Regions from separate parts of the Homo sapiens genome. Here region 1 is linked to region 2. Evidence: read pairs that join two places in POLR2A ChIA-PET (ENCODE). Cell type or tissue: PC-3. All regions are shown on one strand. Links, peaks and the distances in the headings refer to the core of each region. The heading gives the core; the rest is flanking DNA.

Region 1 (8,185 bases), core at 2,634-6,633, 820 kb before region 2:
CTCTCAATGGCTAATAAGGCAAAAAATATTAAGCATATAGCATGCTGAGCAACACAATTAACAAATTTATCCTGATTGACAGACATATATAGAAAGCTGCAATGAATAATGACAGAATTCACATTTTTTTCAAACACACATGAAACATTTACCAAAATTGTCCATTTGCTGCCACAAACAAAACCTCAATGAATTTGAAAAGATTAAGATAACACAGATGATGTTATATGACCATGATCATATTACTAGAATAAATAACAAGAACACAACTAGAAAAACTCCCTGGAAATCATACAATATACTTGTAAATAATTCATGAGTCAAAGAGAACTTAAATTCAGAAATGTAAAGTATTTTGAACTGAATATGAATGATGACATAGCATCATAAAACTTATGAGATGTAGATAAAACAGAACTCAGAGGTAAATTGATAGCCTTACACCTAGGCAAGCAATAGCACTTCAAAGGTAAGGAAAGACCTAATAAACATAAGAGCAGAGGACAATAAAATATCTCATGCCCTTTCTGTTTCACTATCCACTACCTGCATCTGCCAAGAATCACTACTCTTCTAACATTATATGCTAGTTTTGTCTGTTTTTGAAATTTATAGCAAATGGGATACCATAAACTATGTGCTTATGACTTCTTTGCTCAATATTATGTTCATTAGATTCATCCATGCTTCTGTAATGCATCTGTAGCAGTATCAATATGATAAATTAAAATCATATTCTTTTCTAATGCTCATTCTTGAATTCCTAGGATGCTCTCAGTTCAGTTGTAATGTACTCTTTTGTACACTGAAAGAATCAGGTATTTTTTCAAATGTTATTTTAGTTTTGGGGGTACAGGTTGTCAAATTGCATGTCATTAGTGTAAATAACATGTCACTGGGGTCTGGTGATTTCATCACTCAGGTAGTGAGCATAGTACCCGATAGGTAGTTTTTTGACCCTCGCCTTCCTCCCATCCTCCATCCTCAAGTAGCCCCCATTGTTTATTTTTCCCTTCTTTGTCTCACATGTACTGAATGTTTAGCTACCACTTATAAGTGAGAACTTGAGGGATCTGGTTTCTGTTCTCACGTTAATTTGCTTAGGATGATGTCACCAGCTGCATCTATGTTGCTGCAAATGACACGATTTCATTTTTTGTGTGGCTGCATAGTATAGCATCTACATGACATGCAATTGACAACCTGTAACCCCAAAACTAAAATAACATTTGAAAAAATACCTAATTCTTTCAGTGTACAAAAGAGTACGTTACAAAAGAGTACATAGTATGGCATAGTGAATATGTACGATATTTTCTTTATGCAGTCCACCATTGATGGGCATCTTGGTTGAGTCTATATCTCTGCTATTGTGAATGTGCTGCAGTGAACATATGTGCGCATGTGTCTTTATGGTAGAACGACTTATATTCTTTTGGTATATACCCAGTAATGGGATTGCTGGTTGAATGGTACCTTTGTTCTAAGTTCTTTGAGAAATCTCCGTACTACTTTCTGTAGTGCCTGAACTAATTTACATTCCCACTAGCAGTGTATAAGTGTTTAAAGAATCAGTTTTCTAATATTAAGAATTTTTCTTCCATTTTAAGAAATCACACCTACTTCTCATTCTGCCCTTATGTAATTTTCACATTAATGTAAGGCCCATCGCATAAAATAAATTCTCTCTTGAGTCTCAGGGACAAATTTTTAAAGGAGGAGATTATTTGTTAATTTGTGGTTTTGGAGAACCTGTACAGGCACACCTCAGAGATACTGCAAGTTTGGTCAGACCACCACAGTAGACCAAATATCACAGTAAAGTGAGTTACAAGAGTTTTTTGGATTCCCAGTGCATATAAAAGTTATGATTACACTATACTATAGTCTAAGTGTGAAATAACATATCTGAAAAAACAATGCACATACGAAAAATTGCTAATAATCATCTGAGCCTTAGGCAAGTTGTAATCTTTTTGCTGGTGGAGGATCCTACGTCAGTGTTAATGGTTGCTGACAAATCAGGGTAGTGATTGCTGAAGGATGGAGTGGCTGTGGTCATTTCTTAAAATAACACAACAATGAATTTTGCCACGTAAATGGACTCTACCTTTTACAAAAGATTTCTCTGTAGCATGTGATGCTGTTTGAAAGCATTTTACTCACAGTAGAACTTTTTTCAAAACTGGAGTCAATCCTCTCAAACCCTGCTGGTGATTTACCAACTAAGTTTATGGAATACTCTAAATCCTTTCTTGTCATTTCAACAATGTTCACAGCATCTTCACCAAGAGTAGATTCCTTCTCAAGGAGCAACTTTCACTGCTCATCCAAAAGAAGCAACTCTTCATCCATTCATGTTTGACCATTAGATTGCAGCAATTCAGTCCCATCTTCAGGCTCCACTTGTAATTCAGTTCTCTTGCTATCTCCACCACATCTGCTGTTACTTCCTCCACTGAAGTCTTGAACCCCTCAGTCATCCGTGAGAATTGGAGACAAAATTATCACAACTGTGAGGCTGCTACAGGCATCTAGTGAATAGGGACCAGATACACTGCTCAATATCCCACAATGTATAGGGCAGCTTCTGAAAACAAACAATTATTAGTCCAAATCATCAATGGTAACAAAGTTGAGAAATACTGGTGTAGACCAATTCAATTTCTCTAATGGTTATAGGTCTTTTATGAAATATATTTGCAAGTTGTCCTCTTCTAGTAAGTCTTTTAATTAAAAGTTTATATTCATTGGCTAACTTTGTTATTAGTTTTTTCTTAGCATTTTAAATCTCTGCTATAATTGTATCACTGTTGCTATTTATTGTTAGTATTGTTCATTTTAGGTGTCTGCATTGGCTAATGCCATGTGCTAAAGGTATTGTAATCAAACTGGTGCTGTTTTAATATTAATTTTGTACTTTAAGCACCATAGAGTTTGATATTTTGATTTGAATTTCAAATCCATGTTAGGTTCACCACTATTTTGGATTCTCAGATCAGTTCTTTATTCACCTAAATTTCAGGGAAAAGCATAAGCTTACTTATAGTCCCTCTTTACCTACACGTGTCTACCCTTTTACTGAGGGCGAGTGTCTCAGCTTTGTGGGAGACTATCACTAATAATCCGTTCCTTTCTCAGACACAGAGTATTAGCTACATCTGGGCATTAAAATCCAAGATCAGTTGTTAAGGAGAGGAATTAACCGTAGCCCACTCCACCCCAGCAAAATTATCAGCTCATGTAGTTCTCCCCTGCTTTTCGTTCCTTTTCCAATTTTGGTTTCTGAGGATATCTCACAAGTGTAATTTAAATATTGGCTATGCAGTTAAAATATGCAATAAAATTTTATTCCACATTTGTAGCTGTTTGGTAGCAGCTGAGTTTTCAGATTATTTTGATCATCATATTGCTGGAATTATATCATCATTTAAAATAAATATTTGCATTTTCATGAGTTATTTAAAGTACATTTATAATAATTCTGACTCAATTTATATTTGGCATGTTACATGCCATTTCAAGAGGGTTCTTTGATTTTATAATGTATAGCTTCTGTAATAAAATAACACCTATGAAATGTTTGTTGGTGGAAATATTTTTATTAATGTTCTAAAACAAAAAGAGTCATCATCAGGCCCTATTCGTTTTCTTATGTCAAATTAAATATACATGTAAGTTACCTGATGTTGAAGCCTTTGTTTTTTTAACTTGTCTGGAGAAATTCCCATTGTAGTAGGCAACCCCCTTCTCGTTGTGAATTTTGGTCAGTCCTGAAAAATACAAATGATGTCGGCCGGGCGCGGTGGCTCACGCCTGTAATCCCGGCACTTTGGGAGGCAGAGGCGGGCTGATCACGAGGTCAGGAGATCGAGACCATCCTGGCTAACACGGTGAAACCCCGTCTCTATTAAAAATACAAAAAATTAGCCGGGCGTGGTGTCGGGCGCCTGTGGTCCCAGCTACTCGGGAGGCTGAGGCAGGAGAATGGCGTGAACCTGGGAGGCGGAGCTTGCAGTGAGCCGAGATTGTGCCACTGCACTCCAGCCTGGGCGACAGAGCGAGACTCCGTCTCAAAAACAACAACAACAAAAAAAAACAAATAATGATAAGATATTTTGCTATTCAATGAATTTATTTAGAGATTGAAAAATGAAGTCCTTATATCATTAAGGTTTTTGAGTTACCAGCAACAGAAAATTAGTCACTAACTTAAGAACAAATGAATGAATTTAACTAATGTGTGTTAGCTCAATAGAATAAAGAAAAATCTGAAGTCTTGGAAAATTCAAGATCCTTGGCTGTTTTAGGAATTTGGATTTTAAGAAGTATTGCATAATCTCTGCAGAATTTCCGGGATGAAACAGCTTCAACTGTTTTCTGTCTTTGTTACTCAGGTTGATTGAAATTCTTAGGAGAGAGAGTCAGACTGACCTAACTTTGGTCATATGCCCATCTCTTTTTAGTGGAAGAAGATAAACTTTACTGAAAGTCTCACTAGAATTCATAAGGGTACGAATTTGTGTCTGTTATCACTCAGATATGCTGCCAATGATATTGAATACTAGAACTACAAACTATTATCCTCATAGAACCATAAGCAATTATTGCTTGCTCATATTTCCGTGGGTTTGCTGGGGTTTGGCTGATCTTAGCTGAACTCACTCTGGCTTGGCTACAGGCGAGGTGTTGTTTTAGCTCATCTCCACATGTCTCTCATTATTCTAGGGCCTGTGTGCCACCAGGGGTATCTTCTGTTCATAGCAATGGCTAAAGAACCCTGGAAGCACGGGTTCAAGTACATGTGAAGCTTCCGTGTCATGTCTGCTCACACTCTCATTGATCAAAGCAAATAACACAGCCAATCAACGAGGTAGGGAAGTATAATCTGCTACTGTTGAAAGAACTGCAAAAGATTTAAATGTAGAGAGGGGGAAGATTGGGAGTAAAAACATAATGTAGTCCAGTTTCCTGAAGGGAAACCTGTGTGCTTTAACAAAAGATGGACAAAAAGGTATATTACTGGAAAATAAAAAACCTCATATGTACACTGCAGTGTCTAAGACATGTCTTAATAAGTACATTTGGTTACAAAGTGAGTATGGACAAAATTGGGAAAATCAATTTTTATTAACTATATTTTAGAAAAGGAAAACATTTTATTTCTTTTTAGTCACACATAATTTAATTGTATAACACATACAGGTTCCAGTTAAGCCTCTTTGAGTAGGAGAATCTGGTAATAGAATTATCAAAGAACAACTTGGCACAGATAGAGCTGAACCTAGAAGGCATCAGAATACTTTCGCCTTTGTTTTATCCACGTGACTTCCTTTATTTTGAAAACATTTATACTGAAAAAATCAGATTACAATGTGTATGATTTCAGTCATAATGGGGAAAAGGGATGTTATTTATTTTAGGAATCTCTGATATACAATCTTGAAGTTTCTTCACTCACTAACTTTATCAACCAATTCTCCATTCTGCTTTAGTTTTCTAATTCATAATAACATACAGAAAAATCATGGGGCCATTCTAAAGAAACTGCTTGTGAAAAATGGCAGGTTACATTTAAGATAATACGTAGATACTTTTCCCTTAAGGGAAGTATTTCAATTAAGTAAGGCGAAGGGAAATAATCTAAGAGTTTAGGTGGGGAGGGATGAACAAGTCAGAAATGTGAAGACTAGCACTAAAGAGTATACCTCTTTAACGAGAAAGCAAAAATCTTACATTCTTACAAATGTATATTCATCTAAATTCACTTACATGCTTATAAATTAAACCCGTGTTAGTTCACTAAACGGTGCTTTAATTGCCTAACTTCTGTATACTTGAGGTGTGTTACCCTTGTTAGAATTGTTCCCTATTGGACTTCTTGTTCACTCACCATTTCCAAAGTGATGGGTTCTTCCTAAAACAATTTCTTAGGGGTCTTCTCCTCTTAGTCCACCAATATCTGGAATCTAGACCTAATGTCTAGGAAAGTGCCTAGCACAATTAAATGTGCTCTTTAAATTTTAGACAAAGAAGCAAAGCAGAAAGGAAAGTATCCGTTTACAGTGTACTGTGAAGGGAAAACATATGCCACAAGTGCCCATCTGTGGAGAGTCTGAGTTTCCCCAGGAGTTCACAACACTGTGCACTGCTAGCTGAGAGGACTTGGCAGTCGATTCTCATTTCAGAGATCCAGAGTTCTTGTTTGTTGTGACTATCTCCTCTTGGGCTTGTCTGCCTTTTCCTTCTCCTAAGCATGACAGTGATATCAGCTGAATTTCATTCCAGCTCTTCTGAAATTGGACAGCTTTGTATTTCCCCCTTGGTTCCAAGGATCAAATTTAAATGCTATTTTAGCCTCTTGCTGCATAGGGAGCCTACAGGATATATTCTGCCTTTGCCATAGAGAACAGGCCTTTCAAACATGTGGTAGAAAACCTAAGGGGGTTGGTTGTACACTGGAATTGGCCAGCGTACCCAGCAGCTTGCCTAGCCCTTGTAGCAAACATGTTAATTCAAGCTTAGTTATGCTAAACCTCAAGGCTTGTTCTTTGAAAATTAAATTGGTACTTCCACACAATTATTGGCTGAATATAATTTACACTGAGGTCCTAACTAAAGCTTCGCCATAGCTGTGAGAATAGTTAAGCACAGACCAGCTATTTTAGTCTGAAAAACTGCCCCTGGCATGGGAGAAGTAGAACTTTTGTTCACATGTGTTTTGCTTTGCCATATGTGAAACTGCTGTTAACGGCAAAAGACTGTTTCCTGAGTAATATTTCAGAGCTCTGGACTACTGTCTTTTGGGAATGTTCTACCTGCAAACTGGCTTATCAACTTTGGTCAGAGAAATTGTGTGGGTCAAAACTTGTATTTTACATGATCCAGAGTTGTTGCTATGTTTGAATTCTCATTATTTTGGTCTCCTCCTATGTTTGGATTGATGTTAACAACCTAATATGTTAGGTTGAACCACACTAAATTGTCATTATTCAACCGGTTTTGATAGACAAAGATGACATTTTCACATGGCTCAACCTAATAGCTTTGATTTCTAAAGCCATTTAAGTCCTATTTTATTCTAGCAATCTAGATATCATAATCACTAAATTATCAATCAGCTGGTGAATATGAGTGAGAAATATAGTGAGAAAACTGGCTCATCTTGAATTTTCCCTTGTTGAAGTCCTAGAGCTTTAGGCCACATTTTTGTTTTGACTGCTGGAGTCCTTCAGAGAGAAAGGGGGTTTTCATGCTCCTTTTTCTTTTTTCTTTTTTTCTTTCTTTCTTTATATTTACCAGGGCGGGCATCCTGAGAATTAAAGACTCCTTTCCCTTCCCTTTCTCTGGCTTCTCTCTTTCAAAGTCCTCCTTCTGTTCTGTCTTTTTAATTGATAGTTTTGAAATGGATTTAAAAAATGATTTTTCAAGACAGAGTTCTGAAGAAGAACCTCGGTTTCTCTTTTTGTAAGTCCCAGAAACCAGAATAAGCCCAAGCAGATGGCTCTTGCTCAAGAGCCAGTCTACTTCAGTACACAGTTCAGCGAAGGCTGCCACTGAGTCACACAGAGCCCTCTTTTTACTAACGGTGTAATCTTGAAATGTTGCCTAACCTTTCTGAGTGTCAGTTTCATCATTGGTAAGATGGGATAACTACCACCTACCTCACAGGACTAGTGCAAAGATTAAATATATAATATATAAGCCATGAAGTGTGTTTTGTTTGTAATGTACACTCAGTAAATGTCATCTCCTTTTCATTCCCCTAGGTTCTTTAGCCTCAAGACAAATCTCAAGGGGAAGGCTATGTAATTCCAGAGTTTGTCTTCTTTTCTGTTACTAGTGGGGACATTACAGGAAATCTTATCTTCTGCACTTTTTTTTTGTTTGTTTGTTTGTTTGTTTTTTTGAGACGGAGTCTCACACTTTCACCAGGCTAGAGTGCTGTGGTGTGATCTCAGCTCACTGCAACCTCCACTTTCCGGGTTCAAGCAATTCTCCTGCCTCAGCCTCCCAAGTAGCTGGGATTACAAGCACGTGCAACCACGCCCGGCTAATGTTTGTATTTTTAGTAGAGACGGGGTTTTACCATGCTGGCCAGGATGGTCTCGATCTCCTGATCTCATGAATCGCCTGCCTCGGCCTCCCAAAGTGCTGGGATTCTGCACTCTTTTGATGAAAAAGT
Region 2 (8,185 bases), core at 2,078-6,077:
ACTCAAAGAGATAAGGGAAACATGAGAAAAATAGTGAAGGAAGTCAGGAAATGATTCATGGACAAAAATGAGAATATTAACAAAAACAAGTTAATCATATACAAAAAACTAAATAGAAATTTGGAACCCAAAATATATGATAGTTGAATTGAAAAATTCACTGGAGGTGTGCAACATAAAATTTGAACAGATAAAAGAATCAGTAAACTTGAAAAAATCATGTAAATTTATTGAGTCTGAGGAACAGAAAATAACAATGAAAAACTGTGAACAGAACCTAAAGGACTTATGGAAACCAGGAAGTTTCACTGTGAGAAGTGCATTATGGGATCATCAAGAGAAGAATAGAGAGAAGATAAATTATTTTTAAAGCTAATAGCTGAAAACTTCCAAAATTTGAGGAAAAAAGTATGACATACAAATCTCAGAAGTTAATTAATTCCAAGTGGGATAAACCAAAAAGACCCATACAGAAATCCATTATAATCAAACTTTTGAAAGACAAAGACAAAGAACGAATCTTCAAAGCAGAAAGAAAATGTAACTCATTAGATGCAAGAGATTTTCAGTAAACATACCAGTGAATTTCTCAGAAACCACATAGACCAGAAGGGAGGTGACATTTTAACTGATGAAAAAAAAAATAGCTATTAGTGGAGAATCATACATCTGGCAAAACTATCTTTCAAAATTAAGGAAAAATTAAGACACTCTTAGAGAAACAAAAATTTAGGGAGTTAATTATTAGTAGAACTGCTCTCCAAGAATGAGAAAGGAAGTTATTAAATTTAAAATGAGTGGACGCCAGGGAATAACTTGAAGCTGTATGCAATATTAAGTTTTTCAGTAAAGCTAAGTATGCAGACAAAAAAATAAGTATACTCACACTCACACACACACATACACACACATACACACAATTGTATTGTTTTGTTACTGTAGCTTTTTGTGTTTATTTATTTGTTTTTTTTTTTTGAGATGGAGTCTTTGTCACCCAGGCTGGAGTGCAGTGGCACGATCTCACCTCACTGCAACCTCCATCTCCAGGGTTCAAGCAATCCTCCCACCTCAGCCTCCCAAGTAGCTGGGATTACAGCCTCCTGCAACCACGCCTGGATAATTTTTGTATCTTTAGTAGAGACGGGGTTTCACCATATTCGCCAGCCTGGTCTGGAACTCTTTATCTCAAGTGATCTGTTTGCTTCAGCCTTCCAAAGTGCTGGGATTACAGGTGTGAGCCATTGCGCCTTGCTAGTTTTTATTTTATAGTTATGTAAACACAAATGCATAAAAATAAGATTAAATCTATGTTAATTGGATACAGTATATAAAGATGTAAATTGTGAAGTCTATGACAAAATGGAGGAGCAGAGGTGAAAAGGAGTCGAGGTTTTGTATGTGACTAAAGTTAGGTTGATATTAATTTAAAATTATTATAACTTTAGGACATTATAGGTACTGTCCATAATAACCATAAAGAAAATATAGACAGAATATACAGAAAAGGAAATGAGAAGTGAATCAAAACACAAAACATACTCCTGCAAAAATATAAACACAAAGGGAGACAGTAATGAGGGTAAAGAGAGAATAAAAATTTATGACATACAAAAAAAGGAACAAAAAAACTGACAAAACTAAGTGCTTCCCTTTCAGTAATTACTTTAAATGTAAATGTATTAGACTTATAATTCAAAAGATATGAATTGAAAGAATGAATTAAAATAAAACCGTGATCCAACCATATGCTGTCTACTTTAGATATAAGGACAGACATAGGTTAAAAATGAAAGGATGGAAAACTGTTCTGTATAAACAGTAATTAAAAGACAGCAGGGCTTCTCTATTAATATCAGACAAAATAGACCAAGTCAAAAACTACTATGAGAGGCTGAAAAGGGAAAATACAATGAGAAAGCTCAATTCATGAAGAATTCATAACAATTATAAAGATATAGATACCCAACATCAGAACTCCAAAATGCATAAAGCAAACATTGACAGAATCGAAGAGAGAAAAACAAAACAAAACGCTTATACAATAATAGTAGAAGACATCAGTACCCACAACACTATAGACTATTTTGACCTAACAGACATATACAAACCACTCCATATAACAATAGCAGTACACACATTTTTCTCTCGTGCACAAGAAACATACCCCAGGGTAGAACATATGTTAGGCCACAAAGCAAGTAGTAGAAAAAAGGAAAAGAAAGAATTTAAGTTAGGTAAACTGATTAGAAGTCTCTAACTTCTGGTGGGGCAATAGAAGGAGGTCATATAATTTCTCTTTGCAGAAAACAAGAAAATCTGGGAGGCAATTTTCTAGAAAATCATTAAGAGCACTGAAAATTGATAAATGAAGTTTAAAAATGTGAGAATTTACTTAAAAAAAATTCTTACAGTGTTGTATAAGAAATGTGTTGAGTTTTTGGCCATCATACCCATTCCCCTATTTCCTCCTATTCCTACTGTCTCAGGCTCAGTAGATTCTTGCCTCAAGGATGTGGTGGTGAGGGTGTGGGATCTGTAGTTGCTAAAGGTGAATGATTCAATTCAGAATGGGAGATGGAAAACAGATAGAGAAAAACAGCAGTTTATTAGTCTTTTTAGAGTTATTAGCAGACTGGCCATAAATCTAAAGGGAAGAAAATAGAAGTGAGAAATACATACGGATGAGAATGTCTTCAGAAATCCCCAAAGCCCTGGTTAACTGATAGCTGTATATGTTCAGGAGACCCAAGAGAGCAAAACAAAATTTGAAACTCAAGAGACACTTAAGAACTGGTTACAAGTTTGAATGCCTTCAACAACATATAGCTCAGCCATCAGAGCTTGGACTATTTGAGCACAACCTCTGTCAAAACCTTGGCAGACCAATAAACTATGCAACCACAAGACTGGACTTTAGCCGTGCTAAAAACCGTAAACGGAAATTATAAAATCTGATGAGAGATAGCCACCTGGTGGAAACAATGCAGGGAAACAAATAACACTGTGATAAATCCAGCTAAGTTAGGAAAGCACATAAACAAAAGAACTTCTCAAAAATAAAATATACCACATCCTAGAGCTGTCACATTATACTATGTAAAAATCTGATTTCAAACCAAAAATAAGTGACATATAAAGAGGAAGAAAATTGTGACCCACACTCACGATAAAAAAGCATTCGATAACAACTTGTCAGCTTAGTGGGCCTAGATTTTGGATTTAGTAAGAAAAGACTTCCAAGCAACTATTATAAATATAATCAGATAATTGAAGTAAACATATGTAAAAAATATAAAGATACCATGCCAATAATGAGTCAACAAATAAAGACTCTCTACAGAAAATAGAAATTAAGAAATAGGGCCAAAAGAAAGGTTGAGCATTGAAATGAAAATTACCTGAAATTAAAAATTTACTATGTATACCCAACAGCAATTTTCTGATGGCAAGTGAAAGGACCAATAAACTCAATATAGATCAATGGAAATAATCATATTGGTAGACCAGAAAGAAAAATTATTTTTAAAAATGAGGAAATTCTTTGAGACCTCTGAGAGACTATGAAGCATTACAACATATATATGAAAGCATTAGCAGAAAATGATTAGAAAGATAAGAGAAAATGTATGTGAAGGAAAAGGAAGAAAAGGAAAACAAACACACCACAAAGGAATTCACATAGAAAAGAACTGAGGTTAATGGACTCAAACAGCAATGACCTCACTCACCACTATTTTGCCAGCAATATAAAAGAGCCCAGGGAAGGAGCCAAGAAGGCCGAATAGGAACAGCTCTGGTCTACAGCTCCCAGCGTGAGCAACGCAGAAGACGGGTGATTTCTGCATTTCCATCTGAGGTACCAGGTTCATCTCACTAGGGAGTGCCAGACAGTGGGCGCAGGTCAGTGGGTGCGTGCATCGTGCGCGAGCCGAAGCAGGGCGAGGTATTGCCTCACTCCGGAAGCACAAGGGGTCAGGGAGTTCCCTTTCCGAGTCAAAGAAAGGGGTGATGGACAGCACCTGGAAAATCGGGTCACTCCCACCGGAATACTGCGCTTTTCTGACGGGCTTAAAAGACGGCGGACCACGAGATTATATCCCGCACCTGGCTCGGAGGGTCCTACGCCCACGGAGTCTCGCTGATTGCTAGCACAGCAGTCTGAGATCAAACTGCAAGGCAGCAGCGAGGCTGGGGGAGGGGCGCCCGCCATTGCCCAGGCTTGATTAGGTAAACAAAGCAGCTGGGAAGTTCCAACAGGGTGGAGCCCACCACAGCTCAAGGAGGCCTGCCTGCCTCTGCAGGCTCCACCTCTGGGGGCAGGGCACAGACAAACAAAAAGACAGCAGTAACCTCTGCAGACTTAAATGTCCCTGTCTGACAGCTTTGAAGAGAGCACTGGTTTTCCCAGCACGCAGCTGGAGATCTGAGAACGGGCAGACTGCCTCCTCAAGTGGGTCCCTGACCCCTGACCCCCGAGCAGCCTAACTGGGAGGCACCCCCAGCAGGGGCACACTGATACACCTCACACTGCAGGGTATTCCAACAGACCTGCAGCTGAGGGTCCTGTCTGTTAGAAGGAAAACTAACAAACAGAAAGGACATCCACACCAAAAACCCATCTGTACATCACCATCATCAAAGATCAAAAGTAGATAAAACCACAAAGATGGGGAAAAAACAGAACAGAAAAACTGGAAACTCTAAAAATCAGAGCGCCTCTCCTCCTCCAAAGGAATGCAGTTTGCAGTTCCTCACCAGCAACGGAACAAAGCTGGATGGAGAATGACTTTGACGAGCTGAGAGAAGAAGGCTTCAGATGATCAAATTACTCTGAGCTACGGGAGGACATTCAAACCAAAGGCAAAGAAGTTGAAAACTTTGAAAAAAATTTAGAAGAATGTATAACTAGAATAACCAACACAGAGAAGTGCTTAAAGGAGCTGATGGAGCTGAAAACCAAGGCTCGAGAACTACGTGAAGAATGCAGAAGCCTCAGGAGCCGATGCGATCAACTGGAAGAAAGGGTATCAGCAATGGAAGATGAAATGAATGAAATGAAGCGAGAAGGGAAGTTTAGAGAAAAAAGAACAGAAATGAGCAAAGCCTCCAAGAACTATGGGACTATGTGAAAAGACCAAATCTACGTCTGATTGGTGTACCTGAAAGTGATGGGGAGAATGGAACCAAGTTGGAAAACACACTGCAGGATATTATCCAGAGAACTTCCCCAATCTAGCAAGGCAAGCCAACGTTCAGATGCAGGAAATACAGAGAACGCCACAAAGATACTCCTCGAGAAGAGCAACTCCAAGACACATAATTGTCAGATTCACCAAAGTAGAAATGAAGGAAAAAATGTTAAGGGCAGCCAGAGAGAAAGGTCTGCTTACCCTCAAAGGGAAGCCCATCAGACTAACAGCGGATCTCTTGGCAGAAACCCTACAAGCCAGAAGAGAGTGGGGGCCAATATTCAACATTCTTAAAGGAAAGAATTTTCAACCCAGAATTTCATATCCAGCCAAACTAAGCTTCATAAGCGAAGGAGAAATAAAATACTTTACAGACAAGCAAATGCTGAGAGATTTTGTCACCACCAGGCCTGCCCTAAAAGAGCTCCTGAAGGAAGCACTAAATATGGAAAGGAACAACCGGTACCAGCCGCTGCAAAATCATGCCAACATGTAAAGACCATCGAGACTAGGAAGAAACTGCATCAACTAACGAGCAAAATAACCAGCTAACATCATAATGACAGGATCAAATTCACACATAACAATATTAACTTTAAGTGTAAATGGACTAAATGCTCCAATTAAAAGACACAGACTGGCAAATTGGATAAAGAGTCAAGACCCATCAGTGTGCTGTATTCAGGAAGCCCATCTCACGTGCAGAAACAGACATAGGCTCAAAATAAAAGGATGGAGGAAGATCTACCAAGCAAATGGAAAACAAAAAAAGGCAGGGGTTGCAATCCTAGTCTCTGATAAAACAGACTGTAAACCAACAAAGATCAAAAGAGACAAAGAAGGCCATTACATAATGGTAAAGGGATCAATTCAACAAGAAGAGCTAACTATTCTAAGTATATATGCACCCAATACAGGAGCACCAAGATTCATAAAGCAAGTCCTGAGTGACCTACAAAGAGACTTAGACTCCCACACATTAATAATGGGAGACTTTAACACCCCACTGTCAACATTAGACAGATCAATGAGACAGAAAGTCAACAAGGATTCCCAGGAATTGAACTCAGCTCTGCACCAAGCAGACCTAATAGACATCTACAGAACTCTCTACCCCAAATCAACAGAATATACATTTTTTCAGCACCACACCACACCTATTCGAAAATTGACCACATACTTGGAAGTAAAGCTCTCCTCAGCAAATGTAAAAGAACAGAAATTATAACAAACTATCTCTCATACAACAGTGCAATCAAACTAGAACTCAGGATTAAGAATCTCACTCAAAACCTCTCAAATACATGGAAACTGAACAACCTGCTCCTGAATGACTACTGGGTACATAACGAAATGAAGGCAGAAATAAAGATGTTCTTTGAAACCAACGAGAACAAAGACACAACATACCAGAATCCTTGGGATGCATTCAAAGCAGTGTGTAGAGGGAAATTTATAGCACTAAATGCCCACAAGAGAAAGCAGGAAAGATCCAAAATTGACACCCTAACATCACAATTAAAAGAACTAGAAAAGCAAGAGCAAACACATTCAAAAGCTAGCAGAAGGCAAGACATAACTAAAATCAGAGCAGAACTGAAGGAAATAGAGACACAAAAAACCCTTCAAAAAATTAATGAATCCAGGAGCTGGTTTTTTGAAAGGATCAACAAAATTGATAGACCGCTAGCAAGACTAATAAAGAAAAAAAGAGAGAAGAATCAAATAGACACAATAAAAAATGATAAAGGGGATATCACCACCGATCCCACAGAAATACAAACTACCATCAGAGAATACTACAAACACCTCTACGCAAATAAACTAGAAAATCTAGAAGAAATGGATACATTCCTCGACACATACACCCTCCCAAGACTAAACCAGGAAGAAGTTGAATCTCTGAATAGACCAATAACAGGATCTGAAATTGTGGCAATAATCAATAGCTTCCCAACCAAAAAGAGTCCAGGACCAGATGGATTCACAGCCAAATTCTGCCAGAAGTACAAGGAGGAACTGGTACCATTCCTTCTGAAACTATTCCAATCAACAGAAAAAGAGGGAATCCTCCCTAACTCATTTTATGAGGCCAGCATCATTCTGATACCAAAGCCAGGCAGAGACACAACAAAAAAAGACGATTTTAGACCAATATCCTTGATGAACATTGATGCAAAAATCCTCAATAAAATACTGGCAAAACGAATCCAGCAGCACATCAAAAAGCTTATCCACCATGATCAAGTGGGCTTCATCCCTGGGATGCAAGGCTGGTTCAATATACGCAAATCAATAAATGTAATCCAGCATATAAACAGAGCCAAAAACAAAAACCACATGATTATCTCAATAGATGCAGAAAAAGCCTTTGACAAAATTCAACAACCCTTCATGCTAAAAACTCTCAATAAATTAGGTATTGATGGGACGTATTTCAAAATAATAAGAGCTATCTTTGACAAACCCACAGCCAATATCATACTGAATGGGCAAAAACTGGAAGCATTCCCTTTGAAAACTGGCACAAGACAGGGATGCCCTCTCTCACCACTCCTATTCAACATAGTGTTGGAAGTTGTGGCCAGGGCAATTAGGCAGGAGAAGGAAATAAATGGTATTCAATTAGGAAAAGAGGAAGTCAAATTGTCCCTGTTTTGCAGATGACATGATTGTATATCTAGAAAACCCCATTGTCTCAGCCCAAAATCTCCTTAAGCTGATAAGCAACTTCAGCAAAGTCTCAGGATACAAAATCAATGTACAAAAATCACAAGCATTCTTATACACCAACAACAGACAAACAGAGAGCCAAATCATGAGTGAACTCCCATTCACAATTGCTTCAAAGAGAATAAAATACCTAGGAATCCAACTTACAAGGGATGTGAAGGACCTCTTCAAGGAGAACTACAAACCACTGCTCAATGAAATAAAAGAGGATACAAACAAACGGAAGAACATTCCATGCTCATGGGTAGGAAGAATCAATATCG

What was found. ChIA-PET counts read pairs that join two places held together with the same protein. Peaks named below come from ENCODE experiments on the same cell type or tissue, not always from the same donor. Only the 100,000 strongest peaks of a DNase experiment are listed, where the experiment ranks them.
Region 1: POLR2A ChIA-PET joins it to region 2 with 10 read pairs; 1 of 35 experiments calls an interaction of 5 or more read pairs at or near these places.

The regions. Positions count from the first base shown.
Region 1 is chr14:26,850,880-26,859,064 of GRCh38, forward strand. All of the region lies in intron 1 of LOC124903296 (a long non-coding RNA gene), which reads right to left. Among named protein-coding and RNA genes, the nearest start is that of MIR4307HG, 18 kb to the right of the region's middle. In PC-3, for the core only: no CTCF peak of the experiment used is centred there; a DNase peak (open chromatin) is centred at 4,392.
Region 2 is chr14:27,669,301-27,677,485 of GRCh38, forward strand. It overlaps MIR3171HG (MIR3171 host gene), which reads right to left and starts at 3,921. Exons shown (of 3, transcript NR_148992.1): 1 at 3,729-3,921. RefSeq lists an enhancer at 3,995-4,549. In PC-3, for the core only: a CTCF peak has its summit at 2,969; no DNase peak of the experiment used is centred there; H3K4me3 peaks cover 394 bases.